Linked DNA regions of Homo sapiens: region 1 is linked to region 2. Evidence: chromatin contacts called from ENCODE Hi-C or POLR2A ChIA-PET data. All regions are on one chromosome and are shown on one strand. The core of a region is the stretch at or near the end of the contact, and the rest is flanking DNA. Distances in the headings are between cores, read along the strand shown. Region 1 overlaps TSBP1-AS1 (TSBP1 and BTNL2 antisense RNA 1). Region 2 holds the start of C2 (complement C2).

What was found. A loop is a pair of places that touch in the nucleus more often than their neighbours do. ChIA-PET counts read pairs that join two places held with the same protein, here RNA polymerase II (POLR2A).
Region 1: a map of esophagus muscularis mucosa shows a loop between it and region 2 (5-fold over the local background). The contact joins the enhancer-like site here to the promoter of C2 in region 2. A Hi-C loop is called at or near these places in 1 of 168 maps with a recorded cell type or tissue (esophagus muscularis mucosa). POLR2A ChIA-PET finds 5 or more read pairs at or near these places in 1 of 52 experiments (activated naive CD4-positive, alpha-beta T cell).

What each region holds. Positions count from the first base shown.
Region 1 is chr6:32,269,396-32,275,894 of GRCh38, forward strand. The region is part of intron 1 of TSBP1-AS1 (TSBP1 and BTNL2 antisense RNA 1); the gene reads left to right. Among named protein-coding and RNA genes, the nearest start is that of TSBP1-AS1, 17 kb to the left of the region's middle. Within about 2 kb of position 2,181, at least 3 of the 41 ENCODE cell types and tissues checked have a DNase peak (open chromatin) inside an H3K27ac peak, as active enhancers do.
Region 2 is chr6:31,923,542-31,929,672 of GRCh38, forward strand. It overlaps C2 (complement C2), which reads left to right and starts at 4,176. Exons shown (of 18, transcript NM_000063.6): 1 at 4,176-4,257; 2 at 4,414-4,623; 3 at 5,191-5,376. The coding sequence starts at 4,212.

The sequences.
Region 1 (6,499 bases), core at 931-3,430, 340 kb after region 2:
TCCCCTAAGATGGAGTCTTGCTCTCTTGCCCAGGCTGGAGTGCAATGGCGTGATCTTGGCTCACTGCAACCTCTGCCTCCTGGGTTCAAACAATTCTTCTGCCTCAGCCTCCCAAGTAGCTGGGATTACAGGCGTGCACCACCACACCCGTCTAATTTTTGTATTTTAGTAGAGATGGGGTTTCACCATGTTGGCCAGGCTGGTCTCGAACTCCTGATCTTGTGATCTGCCCACCTTGGCCTCCCAAAGTGCTGGGATCACAGGCGTGAGACACTGTGCCCTGCCAAAAATTTTTTTTTTTTGAGACAGAGTCTCGCTCTGTCATCCAGGCTGGAATGCAGTGGTGCGATCTCAGCTCACTGCAAGCTCAACCTCCCGGGTTCACGCCATTCTCCTGCCTCAGCCTCCTGAGTAGCTGGGACCAAAGACCCCTGCCACCACGCCCGGCTAATTTTTTTGTATGTTTAGTAGAGACAAGGTTTCACCGTGTTAGCCAGGATGATCTCAATCTCTTGACCTTGTGATCGCCCATCTCGGCCTCCCAAAGTGCTGGGATTACAGGCGTGAGCCACCGCGCCCAGCCCAAAGTCAATGTTTTGACCAAGAGCAAGGCTACCACTTGTTATTATTAATTAATTAATTAATTAATTAATTTTTGAGACAGGGTCTTACTATATTGCCTAGGCTGGCTTCAAACTCCCAGGCTCAAGTGATCCTCCTGCCCTGCCTCCTGAGTAGCTGGAATTACAGGTGTGTGGCGCCATGCCTTACTATTTATTTCTAAACACATTGCAGAACATGGAATTTAGGGAGGACAAATTTTGATGAATCAAATAGGTATAGTGATATGGGTAGAAGATTGGTTTACTTTATCATAATTCCTTAAATACATATTGTGTACTTGATTAATGAAATGTTAAAAATAAATGCTTAGATATCATTTGACATTAAATAACTCAATCACTAAGCATGAACTCCATATTTAAAAACTTTATAAAATTTTCAGAGCTCACACAGACAAAATTCCTTATTGTCATGATCACTACGTATAAGTTTGAGTTCTTTCTTACTTTTTTTTTTTGAGACAGAGTTTCGCTCTTGTCGCCCGGGCTGGAGTGCAATGGCGTGACTTCGACTCACTGCAACCTCTGTCTCCTGAGTTCAAGCGATTCTTCTGCCTCAGCCTCCCGAAGTAGCTGGGATTACAGGTGCCCGCCACCACACCCAGCTAATTTTTTTGTATTTTTAGTTGAGACGGGGTTTTACCATATTGGCCAGACTGGTCTGAACTCCTTATCTCAGGTGATCCACCTTATCTCAGGCGCCCCCCGCGATGCGGGGAGTGAGAGCCAGCCCCTCTTCCCTTGGGCCTCCCAAAGTGCTGGGACTACAGGCATGAGCCACAAAGCCCAGCCCTTTCTTACTCTTCATTACATTGTTGAGTATAGTATTAACTATCCTATCAACTGACATTTATATTGCCATTTAATCCAGTTTGATAATTTTTATTTTTAAAATGTGGCATTTCTTGTCCAACAGGAAAATATCACAATCCTAAATATATATGCACCTAACACTGGCGCTCCCAAATTTATAAAACAATTACTACTAGACCTAAGAAATGATATATACAGCAACACAATACTAGTGGGGGACTTTAATACGCCACTGACAGCACTAGACAGATCATTAAGACAGAAAGCCAACAAAAAAACAATGAATTTAAACTATGCCCTGGAACAAATAGACTTAACAGATATATACAGAACATTTTACCCAACAACTGCAGAATATACGTTCAATTCTTCAGCACATGGAACTTTCTCCAGGATAGACCACATGATAGAGCACAAAACAAGTCTCAATAAATTTAAGAAAACTGAAATTATGTTAAGCACTGTCTCAGACCACAGTGAAATAAAACTGGAAATCAGCTCCAAAAGGAACCTTTAAAACCACGCAAATACATGGAAATTAAATAACCTGCTCCTGAATGATCATTGGGTCAACAATGAAATCAAGATGAAAATTAAAAAATTATTCAAGCTGAATAACAATAGTGACATGACCTACAAAAACCTCTGGGATACAGCAAAGGCGGTGCTAAGAGGAAAGTTCTTAGCCCTATATGCCTACATCAGGAAGTCTGAAAGAGCACAAATAGACAACCTAAGGTCACACCTCAAGGAACTAGAGAAACAAGAACCAAGCCCAAAGCCAGCAGAAGAAAGGAAATAACCCAGATCAGAGCAGAGCTAAATGAAATTGAAACAAAAAAATACAGAAGTGAAACAAAAAGCTGGTTCTTTGAAAAGATAAATAAACTTGATAGACCATTGGCAAGATTAACCAAGAAGAGAGAAAATCCAAAGAAGCTCAAGTAGAAATGAAATGGGAGATAGTACAACTGACACCACAGAAATACAAAAGATCATTTGAGGCTACTATGAACACCTTTATGTGCATAAACTAGAAAACCTGGAGGAGATCGATACATTCCTGGGAAGAGAAAACCCTCCTACCTTAAATCAGGAAGAATTAGATACCCTGAACAGACCAATAACAAGCAGCAAGATTGAAATGGTAATAAAAAAATTACAAAAAAAAAAGTCCAGGGCCAGACGGATTCACAACTGAGTTCTACCAGACATTCAAAGAAGAATTGGTACCAATCCTATTGACACTATTCCACAAGATAGAGAAAGAAGGAATCCTCCCTAAATCATTTTATGAAGCCAGTATCATCCTAATACCAAAGCCAGGAAAGAACAAAAGAACATAACAACAACAAAAAAGAAAACTGAAGACCAATATCCCTGATGAACATAGATGCAAAAATCCTTAACAAGATACCAGCTAACCAAATCCAACAACATATCAAAAAGATAATCCACCATGATCAAGTGGGTTTCATAGCAGGGATGCAGGGATGGTCTAACATATGCACGTCAATAAATGTAATACACCACATAAACAATTAAAAACAAAAATCACATGATCATCTCAATAGACACAGAAAAAGCATTTGACAAAATGCAGCATCCTTTTATGATTAAAACTCTCAGCAAAATCAGCCTACAAGGGACATACCTCAATGTAATAAAAACCATGTATGATAAACGCACAGCCAACATAATACTGAATGGGGAAAAGTTGAAAGCATTCCCTCTGAGAATTGGAACAAGACAAGGATGCCCACTTTCACCACTTCAACATAGTACTGGAAGTCCTAGCCAGAGCAATCAGACAAGAGAAAGAATAAAGGCATCCAAGTTGGTAAAGAGGAAGTCAAACTGTCACTGTTTGCTGATGATATGATTGTATACCTGGAAAACCCAGAAGACTCCTCCAAGAAGCTCCTAGAACTGATAAAATAATTCAGCAAATTTCCTGGATACAAAATTAATGTACACAAATCAGTAGCTCTCCTGTACACCAACAGTGACCAAGCTGAGAATCAAATCAAGAACTCAACCACTTTTTACAATAGCTGCAACAAACAAACAAACAAATCACACAATCAAAAAAACTTAGGAATATACCTAACCAAGGAGGTGAAAGACCTCTACAAGGAAAACTACAAAACACTGCTGAAAACAATCATAGATGACACAAACAAATGGAAACACACCCCATGCTCGTGGATGGGTAGAATCAATATTGTGAAAATGACCATACTGCCAAAAGCAATCTACAAATTCAATGCAATTCCCATATAAATACCAGCATCATTCTTCACAGAACTAGAAAAAAAAATCCTAAAATTCATATGGAACCAAAGAAGAGCCCAAATAGCCAAAGCAAGGCTAAGGGAAAAGAACAAATCTGGAGGCATCACATTACCTGATTTCAAACTATACTGTAAGGCCATAGTCACCAAAACAGGATAGTACTGGTATAAAAATAGGGACAAAGACCAATGGAACAGAATAGAGAACCCAGAAATAAACCCAAATACTTACAGCCAGCTGATCTTTGACAAAGAAAACAAAAACATAAAGTGGGTAAAGGACACCCTATTCAACAAATGGTGCTAGGATAATTGGCAAGCCACATGTAGGAGAATGAAACTGGATCCTCATCTCTCACCTTATACAAAAATCAACTCAAGAAGGACTAAGGACTTAAATCTAAGACCTGAAACTATAAAAATTCTAGAAGGTAACATTGGAAAAACCCTTGTAGACATTGGCTTAGGCAAGGATTTCATGACCAAGAACCAAAAGCAAATGCAATAAAAACAAAGATAAATAGCTGGGACTTAATTTAAGAGCTTTTGCATGGCAAAGGGAATAGTCAGCAGAGTAAACAGACAACCCACAGAGTGGGAGAAAATCTTCACAATCTATACATCTGACAAAGGACTAATATCCAGAATCTACAACAAACTCAAGCAAATTAGCAAGAAAGAAAGAAACAATCTCATCAAAAATTGAGCTAAGGACATGAACAGACAATTCTCAAAAGAAGATATACAAATGGCCAACAAACATATGAAGAAATGCTCAGCATCACTAAGGATCAGGGAAATGCAAATCAAAACCACAGTGTGATACCACCTTACTCCTGCTTCTCTGAATCAGGGTTTTTCTAAAGAAATCTTTCAGAATCAGCAAAAGTGGGGATGACCCAGGCATCTTGATTTGCAAAGTCACAAAACTAAGTTGTCAATTATCACTGTAGATGAGCAACTCATCTTTTTAAAGTATAGTTACTGAACTGATTCTGAGAAATCTTTAGAGAGAAAAAACTCAACAGTACAAATTAACTAATTGGGAAAGTTAGAATGTCCTTTCTGAATTTTTCATTAAAAAATTACATTATCTGAAATAACATACAGCTACTAAACTGCTTTGTATTCTATTAAGAAATAGCTCCTAAAGATGTAGTCTTGTTTCATAGTTGTAAGCCCAATTCTTCTCTGTATAGAAAGGAAACATTGTGTACTTAATGAATTATTTATACAGAGCATTTGTTGCCAACTGTTGTTCCAGCTATCTACACAGGAGTCTGTTCTGAGGTGGCAATAGCACATGGGAAGATGAACTTTCCCTGTTTGTTTACCCGTTTTTCTTTGGCTGTATCTGATGACAGTATAAGATGTTCTTAATAAAGTTTTATGTTCTTTTTGAAAAAAAAATCAGAAAATAATAGAGGTTGGCATAGATGCGGTGAACAGGGAACACTTCTACACTGCTGGTGGGAATGTAAACTAGTACAACCACTATAGAAAACAGTTTGGAGATTCCTTAAAGAACTAGAAGTAGAACTACCATTCAATCGAGCAATGCCACTAGTGGGTATCTACCCAGAGCAAAATAAGTCATTATACAAAAAAGATACTTGCACATGCATGTTTATAGCAGCACAAGTTACAACTGCAAAAATGTGGAACCAACCCAAATACCCATCAGTCAACGAATAGACAAGGAAACTATGGCATATATATATGGTGGAATACTACTCAGCCATAAAAAGGAATGAATTAATGGCATTTGCAGCAATCTGGATGGGATTGGACACTATTCTAAGTGAAGTAACTCAGGAATGGAAAACCAAACATCATATGTTCTCACTCATAAGTGGGAACTAAACTATGAGGATGCAAAGCCATAAGAATGATATTGGGGACTCAGTGGGAAAGGGTGGGAAGGGAGTGAGGGATAAAAGACTACAAATTGGGTTCACTGTATACTGCTTGGGTGATGGGTGCATCAAAGTCTCACAAATCACCGCTAAAGAACTTACTAGTGTAACCAAATACCACCTGTCCCCCTAAAACCTATGGAAATAATAAATAAATAAATAAAAACTTAAGTAAAAACAAATAAAATGTGGCCATTTAGTCCATTTATAATTAATGGAATTATTGATTGATATATATGGGTCTAAGATTATTTTATTGCTCGTTTTCTATTTTTTCACCTGTTTTGTATTATATGTTTTCTTATGTTTTTGGCCTCCTATTTGTTTATTGAGACCGCATCTGGCTCTGTTACCCAGGCTGGTGTGCAGTGGTGTGGTCTCTCTTGCAACCTCCACCTCCCAGGCTCAAGTCATCCTGCCACCTCAGCCTCCCGAGTAGCTGGGGCTACAGGTGCACACCAACATGCTCAGCTAATTTTTGTATTTTTTGTAGAGATGGGGTTTTGCTATGTTGCTTGGGCTGGCCTTGAACTCTTGGGCTCAAGGAATCCACTCGCCTCTGCCTCCCAAAGTGCCAGGATTATAGGCATGAGCCACTGCATCTGGCCTCTTGGCCTCCTTTTGGAATGATTTTTATAAATTATTCTATGATCAGCCTTTGTTAGTTTTGTATTATGCATTTTAAATTGTTATTGTTGTTACTTAGAAAATACAAATATATCCCTGATGTGAGTACTTTATTTTAAAATTTATATATTTAAACTGACAAATAAAAATTGTATACAATTATCATGTATAACATGATGTCTTGAAATACGTATACATCACAGAATGCTAAATCATGCTAATTAAC
Region 2 (6,131 bases), core at 2,926-5,425:
GGCACGATCTCCGCTCACTGCAAGCTCCATCTCCCGGGTTCACGCCATTCGCCTGCCTCAGCCTCCCGAGTAGCTGGGACTACAGGCGCCGCCACCACACCCAGCTAATTTTTTTTTTTTTGTAGTTTTAGTAGAGACAGGGTTTCACCATGTTAGCCAGGATGGTCTCGATCTCCTGACCTCGTGATCCGCCCGCCTCGGCCTCCCAAAGTGCTGGGATTACAGGCGTAAGCCACCGCACCCGGCCTCTGAGGCTCTTATTTATTTATTTTTTTTGAGATGGAGTCTCGCTCTGTCTCCCAGGCTGGAGTGCAGTAGCGCGATCTCAGCTCACTGCAAACTCTGCCTCCCGGGTTCCTGCCATTCTCCTGCCTCAGCCTCCCGAGTAGCTGGGACTACAGGCGCCTGCCACCGCGCCCGGCTAATTATTTGTATTTTTTAGTAGAGACGGGGTTTCACCGTGTTAGCCAGGATTGTCTCGATCTCCTGACCTTGTGATCCACCCGCCTCGGCCTCCCAAAGTGCTGGGATTACAGGCGTGAACCACCGCGCCCGGCCTCTGAGGCTCTTATTTGAAAGTGCAGCAAAATTCTATCTTATTTAAGTTACTGTATTTTAGGGTCTCTTTATTACAGAAGTTTAACGTGTATCCTAATAAACACACTTCTCTGAGTGTTGCCTTTGGCTCTCACATTGATTTCTTGCTAGGTATATCAGTTAGACATGGTTTGGCTTTGTTATAACCAAGCTAGAATAACAGCAGCTTAAATGGTCTGAGCATAAGTGGTCCAGGTCAATCCTATTAGCTCTACAGGATTGGAGAGCAGGGCCTCTTTAATTTTGTTTCTTTATCATCATCCACATGTGACTTCCATTTTGTGATCTAGGTGGCTGTTCCAGAGTCCACCATTCTGTCCACATTCCAGCTGGTGGGAAGGGAAGAAGTTTTATACATTGAGGAGTAAACACTTCTCCTTAAGAACATACTCTGTGGGCCCAGAAAACTTGGGAGTTTTATTACTTAAGCAGGAAGAGAGAATGAATTCTGCCACACTGTGCCAAGTTGATGTAGCTCAACAAATACTGGGAAAAACTCATGAAAGAAAGGCCCTTTCTTTTGAAGGCAGCTGTTACATATTAGTTTGATGGCTTTAAAAGGCACCCAAAGTTTAGTGATTTGAATGTTCAGTCAGGTTAGGCTTCATTACGTTCTGGTAACCAACAACCTAGAAATATTTGTTGCCATAGGAGGGCTTACAAAATATAGCCATCAGTCTCTCCTATTCTGATGTGCCTGCCCCTTTGCCGTGTGACTTTGCCATTCCTCCTATCAAGAGGTAAATTCTATGCCTCCAGTCTTAAATCTGGGCTGACCTTGTGATTTGCTTTGACCAATAGAATGTGGCAGAAGTGATGTTATGTGACTTTTGGGGCTAGGCCTCGAGAGACCTTGCAGCTTATGTTTTGGATTCCTCAGAAGTTGTCCTGAGACTGCCATGCTATGAGGGCTAGGGAGGAAGGACCTGCTGTCCTACTGTTAACTGAACTCAGCCCCTAGCTGACTGCCGCTGCATGGAAGATCAGCAGAAGAACCTTCTGGCCAATATGAGAAAGAATAAATCATTTTTAAATTTCCTACATATTGGGTGGGTACTTTTTTTCCTGCATTAGTAGAAATGCAATGAATTAAAATAACAAAGGTTTATTTTTTGGTCATATTACTTATCCACTGAGAGTCAGCCGAGTATTGCGCTTTTTTTTTCTTTTTTGAGACAGAGTCTCCCTATGTCACCCAGGCTGAAGTGCAGTGGTGTGATCTCGGCTCACTGCAATCTCTGCCTCCCGGGTTCAAGCGATTCTCCTACCTCAACCTCCTGAGCAGCTGGGATTACAGGCGTATGCCACCACGCCCAGCTAATTTTTGTATTTTTAGTAGAGATGGGGTTTCACCATGTTGGTCAGGCTGGTCTCTAACTCCTGAACTCAGGTGATCCCCCTGCCTCGGCCTCCCAAAGTGCTGGGATTACAGGTGTGAGCCACTGTGCCCGGCTGGTACTGTGCTTTCGATATCACCCAGGGATCTTGGCTGGTGGAGCAGCCACCATCTCAGACGTTACCATACAGAGGGGAAGAGCAGGGTGAAGACTACATTGAGCTTCCATCAGGAAGTGATACATATCACTTGTACTCACATCTTATTGGCTAAAACAAGTGGCTGGGGAAATCCTATCCTACCATGTGATTGAAAGAAGACAAGGCTACAGTATTTGTGAACATCCTTAAATACCCCCCACCTTTACGATAGTTTATTTCTCTCTTGTAACAATCTAAGTGGCTGTGCAGGGCTGGTATGACATCAACACTGTGTCAGACACCCAGGCTCCTCTGTCTGTTTGCTCTGTCATCCCCAGCATGTTGCCCTCATCCTCCTGGTGGAAGACGGATCTCCGCTAGGTTTATATTCCAGCCCATGAAAAGAAAAGGCACACTGCCTTTTTATTTTAGGGACATAACTTGGAAATGACATACATAAGTTCTACTAACATCCCATTAGCCAGAACCAAGTCACCTGGCTACCTAGCTGCAAGGGAAGCTAGGAAATATGGTCTTTAGCTGGGTGACTGTGTGTTCCCCTAACCATCTCTTACTGTGGAAGGAGGGAGAAAAGATACTTGAGGGGCAGGGGAGGCACTAGCAGCTCTGCCACAGCAGCCACTTTGGAGTCCCTAACACCAGGATGTCCTGATTTTCATGCACTTAGCCCTGTCCAAGGGGAGTCTCAATTTGTGTACTCTTTTTTTTTTTTTTGAGACAGAGTCTTGCTCTTGTCACCCAGGCTGGAATGCAGTGGCATGATCTTGGCTCACTGCAACCTCTGCCTCCCGGGTTCAAGTGATTCTCCTGCCTCAGCCTCCCGAGTAGCTGGGATTACAGGCCCCTGCCACCACACCCGGCTAATTTTTTGTAATTTTAGTAGAGACGGGGTTTCACCATGTTGGCCGGGCTGGTCTCAAATTCCTGACCTCATGATCCACCCGCCTCAGCCTCCCAAAATGCTGGGATTACAGGCGTGAGTCACTGTGCCCGGTCTTATTTTTTTTTTTTCTTTTTGAGATGTAGTCTTACTCTGTTGCCCAGGCTGGAGTGCAGTGGCACAATCTTGGCTCACTGCAACCTCCATCTTCTAGGTTCAATCAGTTCTCTAAGGACTCACTTATAAATCAAAAGGGTTTTTACGAACCTAAATGATCACTTCAGAGAGGTTTCATGTTCATTTTTTTATTGGTCTTATTTATTTTTACCCTACATTGTTCAAAAAGGTATTGAAAAGACTTCTGTGGGTCAGGGAGACTAACACACTAGCTTCAAGTTTCTTTGCTTCCTGCATTTCATACAAGTGTAGGTTATGATTTAAAGGCATATCCCAGCCCCCGCAAAAGTTTTATTCCTTTGAGTAACCAACCCCAAATGTATTTACTTTGCCAGTTGGGAATTTCATCTACTAGACTTTCCGTAAAAATGTTGTAAACATTTTTCCTGTCTCCAAAACTAAGTGTTGATTTCATTTTTTCCACCTAGATTATCTCTAGGGAAGGATTGTAGGGAATAAAAAAGTATTGTCAATCTTCCTATTTATCAAGAAGTTCTAAAAAAATTAGTTTCACCCCCCTCGGAAGTTTATCTTCAAGAAGACAGAACTGTTCTAGGCTCTCAGGAAGTAAAACCCACTTGGTACAACCCAAAAGAACACTAAAACTTTACTTAAATGAAATATTTTGCAATATCTTGGATGGTTTGTGGGTTTGTGTGCTTTAGACTATTGACTATTCACACAAGAGCAAGGTGCATGTGTGCACACACGAGCCCAAATATGTGTTTGCCTGCGTGTTTGTGAGCATGCGTGTATGGTGCACATGTGCACGCATGGGTGGGTGGAGCGTGGGGGCAGTACACAAAGCCTGTGGGGGAGATCTATTGACCCTATAGATATATTAGCATCAGGGAGACAGGGCAAAGGTTTCACCCTTCAGTTCAGTCCCCAATCCCTGCTTATTATTTCCCTAACAGAAGACCATCCCCCTTGCCACTCCCTGGTTTTTCTTCTCTGGCAGCAATGAAGCAGCTGCTGACCCAGCTCTAGTTTTCGGGAAGTCAGATGACCTTTTCCCTCCCGCGGCTCTCTACCTCTCGCCGCCCCTAGGGAGGACACCATGGGCCCACTGATGGTTCTTTTTTGCCTGCTGTTCCTGTACCCAGGTAGGAGGCAGGGAAGGGGGAACGTCAGGGTCCTGTGTGTGAGGTTGGTGCTCCCAGCTTGAATTCCCATGTGTGAAACAGTCTCTTTTGCTTTCCTTTTCTCATCTGTGTCTTCCTTCTTTCTCCATTGCTGTCTCCTTGTTCCCACGGCTCTAGGTCTGGCAGACTCGGCTCCCTCCTGCCCTCAGAACGTGAATATCTCGGGTGGCACCTTCACCCTCAGCCATGGCTGGGCTCCTGGGAGCCTTCTCACCTACTCCTGCCCCCAGGGCCTGTACCCATCCCCAGCATCACGGCTGTGCAAGAGCAGCGGACAGTGGCAGACCCCAGGAGCCACCCGGTCTCTGTCTAAGGCGGTCTGCAAACGTGAGGCTCCCTGTGGGCTTTGCTCAGGGTGCTACACCAGGGGCCACCCCAGAACTTTTGTTTAGGAGTTGCTCAGGGTGGGACTTAACCTGACTAGATGGCAAAGTTGCTTTTGCAGAGGGCTTTTCAAAATATCCAGAAAATGTCAATTGCCAGTAGCAAGGAATTGGGAACAGGTCTTGATGGAGACTGTGGGGTACTAAAGCCAGGGATGACTTTTTATGTACAATTGACTGCCTAGTAGTGACCATTCAGAACAGATGCTGAATGGTCCTGGAGTCCTCTAGACATCTGAGGATCCCAAGGGGAGTGTCTGGGGAGGCCACGGCCCTCAGGAGACTGAGGGAAGTGGCTATTTATCAATCAGTTCGCTTAGACTCTGTGAAATTGGCAATATTCAATCAGTTGCCAAAAACAGCAATTTCACATGTTGCAACCTAATATTTCAGTGTTTTGACAGCCAGTTGACCATTCCCATGCATTCCAGCATAAAATCACCTGCTTAATCCCCAGCCCAGGTGTTATCCATCCAGTCCTATATTCCCCACCCACTTCCTCTCTCTCCAGCTGTGCGCTGTCCAGCCCCTGTCTCCTTTGAGAATGGCATTTATACCCCACGGCTGGGGTCCTATCCCGTGGGTGGCAATGTGAGCTTCGAGTGTGAGGATGGCTTCATATTGCGGGGCTCGCCTGTGCGTCAGTGTCGCCCCAACGGCATGTGGGATGGAGAAACAGCTGTGTGTGATAATGGGGGTGAGTTCTCTGGCTGATGGGCTACACAGGGGGCTGGGGTCTCCTGGGGAACCCTGGGGCCCAATGTGCATCCAGGAAGCCTCTGTGGGGATAGGAGTCTGTTGTTCAGTGTGCCATAATAATATTCCTGGATTTTGGTAAATTGAGGTCTACAGGTCACACATCACAAGTCTGCAAGGGCCAGGCCCCAGGCAGCTGGTGCTAAGCTTCAGATGTAGCATAAAGCCTCCACACACTCTGCCTGGCTTTTCTAAGTGCCTCAAAGCAAGACTTCATATTCAGGCCCCACAGATTGTTGTAGGGAAGATATGCTGGGAGAGAGTCAAGTACTGTGCTTTAATGCCTTGCCTTTAAAGCCAGGTTTGGGTTCCAAGCCCTACTCTGACTTTGACAGACTTTGGGAAGGCTATTTAACCTTTCTAGCCCTCAGTTTTCCCATCTGTAAGACAAGGATAGTGAGTGCTGACCTGAGATTGCCATCTGGATTAAATGAGTTGACATTAGTAAGCATATACAACAGCCCTGGAGTGCGGTGGCTCACGCCTGTAATCCCAGCACTTTGGGAGGCCAAGGGGGGTGGATCACAAGGTCAGGAGTTTGAGACCAGCTTGGCCAACATGGTGAAACCCCGTCTCTAGTAAAAATACAAAAATTAGCCGGGTGCGGTGGCGCATGCCTGTAATACCAGCTATTCAGGAGGCTGAGGCAGGAGAATCATTTGAACCAGGAAGTGGAGATTGCAGTGAGCCGAGATT